Linked DNA regions of Mus musculus: region 1 is linked to region 2. Evidence: chromatin loops called from intact Hi-C (ENCODE). Cell type or tissue: left cerebral cortex. All regions are shown on one strand. Each heading gives the region's core, and the rest is flanking DNA. Links, peaks and the distances in the headings are about the cores only.

Region 1 (2,852 bases), core at 1-2,500, 54 kb before region 2:
CTCACTGTATTTCCAGAATGTTCCTTTCCAGCTCAAACAACTCAATCAGGCATGGTGGGTAAAAGGCACAAGCATCTTTGGACTAAAGACAAACTGTTCATGACAATGTTTTCAAATACCAGGCAGACTGATGTTTAAGAGAGTGTTTGTTCTAAGTAAGTTTCAAGATCCAAATTTCCCTGAGGTCATCGGATGAACTTCTCAGTGGTAGAAGAAGCTAAGCAGAGTGGGAGGACGTAGTGTTGGTGGGAATGTGTCAAAATGGCATCCTGTCTTTCCCAAGATGCTGATATTGCTCTTTGAAGGTGACCAGAGATTGGGCATCATCTGGCAGAGCTGTTACATGAAGGCTGTTGGGGGGCTTTTGAGCCTTAAGCAGGAGAGGGGAGAAGTCATTTAATCTCCTCACCGGAGATGAGAGAGAGCCTCCCATCACTCCATGCCTATAGACACAAGGAGACTCAGGAGGCTGGTTCTGAGTGGCTATCTGTGACCTCCGCTGTCTCCCCCAGGTGTCTGTGTGTCAGGAGATGGTGACAGAACTGCGCAACATCATCCTGTGCCAGGACAATATCCATCCCAGGCGGCGGCGCTCTGGAGGCCTGCCACCCCAGCCCCCGGTCCTGGAGGAGCGCCGACCCAGAGGCACAGCGACGCTCAGCAATGGCAAGCTATGTGGCGCCGGGGAGCCAGACCAGCTGGCGCAGAGACTGGCACAGGAGGCCGCCCTAGTAGCTCGAGGCTGCACGCACATCCGCGTGTGCCCAGAGTGCCGCCGCTTCCAGGGCCTGCGGGCGCGACCGTCGCCAGCGCGCAGCGAGGAGAGCCTGGAGTGGGACAAGACCACCAACAGCAGCGAGCCCGAGTAGTGGCAGCAGCGAAGGACCATGGAGCCAGGCGGGGAGGCGGGAGGGCTAACATTACAAGTTCCTTCTCTCCGGATTCAAGATTCAATGACTTTACAAAGCGATCTGAGCCTGCTGCCCCAGCAGGAGGCGGATCTCCCTGCCCTGTGGCAGAGCGGCCTATCCGAGATGAGACACTGCACCCACGTGGCAGAGACGCTGTCCCTCGTGGGCACAAGGACCCATCTCCTCCCAGAGAGCCTTTCCCTCACACTCAAATAAGTGGATTCTGGGTTGTGGGGCCCTGCCGAGAGAGCAGTCCAAGAATTGATGGTGTCATCAGTTGAATTCCCCCTAGGAAGGGGCCATTGTACCCTGGGTCTAGTTCTTACAGGAAAAAAAAATTAAACTCAACAGGGAAGTTTTCTTTTCTGAATTTGTATATTTTTGTTGATGTCCTTTTCTTTCCTCTCATGGTTTTTTTTTTTTTCTTTTTTCTTTTTCTTTCCTGTCTCTTCTGGGTTCTGTTCTAAGGCTCCCTTGTCTTGTGCTTGGGGATGGAAGTCTGACCTCTCTCTCTCTCTCTCTCTCTCTCTCTCTCTCTCTCTCTCTCTCTCTCTCCCCCTTAGGTTTTGGAGTTGCAGGTGCACTGGGTTTCAGGTGCTGACTCCCCCCCCCTCCTCCCCCCCCCCCCCCAGTGACTGGTGTTTGGTAGTCTCCCTCTGCATAGAGAGAGGGTGAAAGTCCATCAAACAAACTTTTTAAATGCAACATACAAGCAAACAAACAGGAATGTAACCTTCCTGGAGATACTTTGAAATTCCCGGGGCTCTAAGGATTAATCTGGTTTTTCTTTTTCTTTACCCTTTTCATCTCTGAAAACAGAAGGAAGAAAGAATCTTTAAAGCATGCAGAGTATTGTATAAGGAGAAGGAGATGTGTATGCGTGTGTGATTTCCCCACACCTTGGTGGTCCTGACTTCCATTGCAAGGCACTACTCAGAGAAGTGAGAGACAGGGCGCCCAACGGGTATGATAGACTCTTCAACTGGATCTGCTTTTAGCTGAAGTTGGTAGTAAGTTGCCTCTGAAGCCCTACCCACAAGGCTCTTATGTATTGGGTCACTTTTTGGTACTAGACATGAAACCTGGATGCAACTGTGTGTGTGTGTGTGTATGCGTGTGTGCATGTGTGCACACGCTCGCGTGCCTGCGTGTGTGTGTGTGCATGCATGTGTGTGTGTGTGTGCATGTGTGTGTGTGTGTGTATGCTCCTATACATGTGAGAACCTAAGCATATATGCATGTGTTTATGAAACAGACCGCAAATAGCCAACAACCTAGTTCCTGGAAGAGAGTGGAGGGTTTTAGCCCACCAGCGGCCGAAGAACTAGGAACCGGAACCATGAGTTCAGATCTCCGTGTGGTCAGTAGTTTTCCTTGTGTGACTCAGAGTGAATTGTTTGACCTCTCTGCTGCAGCCTGGGAGTCAGCAATACTTTCCTAGGGTATCTCGGACCGGACCGATCTGCCCTGCCAGTAGGAGGCTTGCAAGGTCTGATGGGAATACCCTCTCAATGGGAGGGCCAAGGCTCCCAAGGAGCCACTTGGCCTTGGTTTGGTCTCACCACTTCAGAATTCCATGAAGAGCTGTCATTTTCGGATGGAAAGCAAATTCTATGCAATTTCTGATAGTAACTTAGAAAACTCGGAGACTGGGTGGGGGTGGGGGAGGAGACAGCTGCCACCAACTCCCACCTCCTGCACCTCCACCTTGAGCTGAGCTGATTTCACGTGGCTCCTGTTCTGAATGTCCTAAAATAAAGACTTTTTTTTTTTTAAAGATGGGCTGAATCCCCTGGTGCCGCCTTTTGTGTAAGTTGGCATCCTGTCTGTGCCAGGATAGTTTGTTAGAGCTGCCACCCCGGGGCCCAAGTTGTAACCCTAATTCTTCTGGGTCCATATAAGAGATGCCCTGCTGGTCCTAAACTGACCCCTTGCTGGTAA
Region 2 (2,907 bases), core at 312-2,811:
TCGACTGAACTTACAAGTGAAAAAATGGATTCCTGACTCCATCCTGGGCTTCCTGAACCAAAATTTCTGGGTGGGGCTGGGGACATTTATGTCTTAGTGCTCTGCCCATGGCTGTTCTGCCCAGTAAAATTTCAGCGTCACCAGCCTCGCATGATGCTTTAAACTCTAGCAGGTACACAGAAAGGATTTCTGAGTGCATGATGTTTAATGAACTGAGCAGTGCCCTATTTGCACAGGCTGGCTTAATTTTAGGGCTTTGAAGTCTGCCTCCCTTGGAATCCTGGCTCTGCCAGTCACTAGTCAAATGACCCAAGCCTTGTTTGGGTTTTCTGATCTCAAATGGGGTCAATAGTGCCTTTTATGAGTGTCGTGAGAGTTAAATGAGATAGTAATGGCAAGCTACACAGCACATGCGCAGGGTAAACACAGCTGTTCTCTGCTGCTGTAAAGACAAGTGCCTTAACGTCCTCCTGGTCAAGTTGATGAGGTGGCGGCCAGATCCAGCCCAGTCTGAGCACTGGGATTCTTTATGGTTTCGGAGTGCAGGCTTATCATAGTTGCCATTTTCGGTTAACAGATCCGGGATGTAATGATTAAGGACTTAGGATGCTTTTCTGTCTTTAAAAGGATTGCTATCAAAATGGCATGTTTAATCCCCTCCTTTCACTTTCCCACTGCCCAGCGACTAGAATGTAAACTTCATAAACACAGCCCACTGTGGTGGGACCACAGCTGTATCCACCTTCCGGTCCCCTCCCTTCTGCACAGCCCAGCCCAGCCCAGCTCAGCACAGCACAGCAGACACTCCAGTCGGCCTCCTTACCTGCGTCTGTCCTTCACTTCTGCCTCTGCACCAGCTTCCTCCCTTTCCCATCTGCTGAGTTTCTGAAGGCTTCTTTGCAGCCATACTGTGTGTGACTTACTCCTTGACGGAGTTAGTGACACTCTCCTGTTCTGAGTGCTTCCCCACCCTTGTGTTTGAGCTTTGTGTTCACCCGACTTCTTGGTGGCCACAGGGCTAACCTTGGCTGTGTGTTCAGCTCTTGTGTGTAAGGACGCCGGTGATTTGACTTCCCTTGGGGGCCCCTTTGCCATGACTTCCCTTCTTGGTCTTCCCAATAATAACTATTAGTTCCTTCCTATATGTTAACTACTTAACTAGATACTTTCATTGAACGAACATTATTTCATAATGTTCATGGCGCTGAGATGCAATGCATAGCTTCATTTTACTGTTGGTTTAGGCATCGAGAGGTTAACTTGTGCAAATTGCTTAATGATCATAATGAACTCGAACTAAATAAAGCATGCTCTTTAAAAAATATATATGCCTGTGTGTAGGTGTGTGCTTGTGAGTGCAGGTGCCTGGAGTGTCCAGAGGGGGCATTGGATTCCCCTGGAACAAGTCACAAGTGGTCATGAGCCTCCTGGCACAAGTCCTCCTTAGGAATAGTACATGCTCTTAACCACTCAGCCATCTTGGAGGCATCTTCTTAAGTACAATGCTTTTCTCTAAGTAGATTAAACACACACACACACACACACACACAGAGAGACAGACAGACAGACAGAGACAGAGAGACAGAGACAGACATGGGGCGAGAGGAGGGGAATGGAAGGAGAGACCTAGACCCAGGAGATTTAAGTAGTTACATTTTCAAAACTAAAGATCCTGGAGTGTGAAACGTTGATTAGCAGTTTATTAACCATCTTTAGGAATGAGGCCGGAAGTACCACTGCAGGTAGTGGTAAGGTTGTTCCTAGAATAATGCTTTCCCAGTGATTTTCCTAATTCTCCTCCCCAGTCTACTGTGTTCCTCTCCAATCCACTTGCTTTTCATCTCACCGTCAGTAGATTCTGCATCGTGTCCACTCAAAGTTCAGTTTTCCATTCAACCATCCAGTACTTGGTGTGTGCCAGGCTCCGCTGTGGGTAACACGAAGCCAGGTGACACAGCCTCACTGGTGGAGACGAACGGGTCACAAGAAGTGCCCTGTAGAGTGGAAGAGAAGGAGAGATGCTGATGCTGTGCCTGTGTTTGGCACTGTGGTCAGAGGCAACCTCTGAGAAGGTGACATCTGTGTTTAAATTTGAGGCACTTCCTGGATACAGAGATGAAACACTCGGCAGAGAATCAGCAAATGGTGGAATGAGCTTGGCAAGCCTTAGAAGTAAAAGGAAGGAAGTGCGGGAGGGAAAGAGCAGAAAGCAGAGCCCAGAGGGCCTGAGGTTGGAATTAGGTTCCGTTCTCAGTGAGAAAGGAAGTCACCTGCACTCTGAAGAATACATCTGGCTTACTTTGAACAGACCACAGGAAGTTGGGAGATACCAGTGAGGAAACTGCCACTGAGGTCTGAGCAGAGCATTGAAAACGGAGGCTGAGGTAGATTTGGATGCGATGCTGAGGGCTGTACTGGTGACATGAGAGGAGAGCAGTCAAGTGCACTTCAGAGTGGAGAACTCTGACTGCCCCAGCCCGAGCCCTTTCCCATCATTGGCCTCCATCCTCCAGGGGCAGCTCCCGGGGCATGGCTGTGCCAGCTTTACCCTTCTCTGGTTAGTCAGCTCAAGCCCGTGTGTGTGTGTGTGTGTGTGTGTGTGTGTGTGTGTGAGATGAAGATGGAACTTGGGTAGACTCATGCTTGCATAGCAAGCACTTTGTTGACTGAGCCATCTTCCTAAACCCAAGGTTTTTTTTTTGTTTTAAACCACTTAGGTGTGTGAGCTGAAGTGATGATTAATTTTACACGTTTCAAAATATTCATACATACATGCATGCACACACACACACACACACAGCACAGACACACAGCACACACACTGAGCACACACACACACACACACACACACACACAGTGCACACACACACCGGCGCACACAATGTGTGTGTGTGCGGTGTGTGTGTG

What was found. Peaks named below come from ENCODE experiments on the same cell type or tissue, not always from the same donor. Only the 100,000 strongest peaks of a DNase experiment are listed, where the experiment ranks them.
Region 1: a loop joins it to region 2, with 6 times the contacts of the local background. A loop is called at or near these places in 2 of 42 quality-filtered maps.

Annotation. Positions count from the first base shown.
Region 1 is chr9:42,518,846-42,521,697 of GRCm38, reverse strand. It overlaps Grik4 (glutamate receptor, ionotropic, kainate 4), which reads left to right. Exons shown (of 21, transcript NM_175481.5): 21 at 513-1,286. The coding sequence ends at 869. Among named protein-coding and RNA genes, the nearest start is that of Tbcel, 48 kb to the right of the region's middle. In left cerebral cortex, for the core only: a CTCF peak has its summit at 1,038; DNase peaks (open chromatin) are centred at 777 and 980; H3K4me3 peaks cover 730 bases; H3K27ac peaks cover 483 bases.
Region 2 is chr9:42,465,177-42,468,083 of GRCm38, reverse strand. The region is part of intron 1 of Tbcel (tubulin folding cofactor E-like); the gene reads left to right. It overlaps Gm16322 (a long non-coding RNA gene), which reads right to left and starts at 1,581. Exons shown (of 8, transcript XR_001779127.2): 1 at 1-1,581. In left cerebral cortex, for the core only: a CTCF peak has its summit at 1,350; no DNase peak of the experiment used is centred there.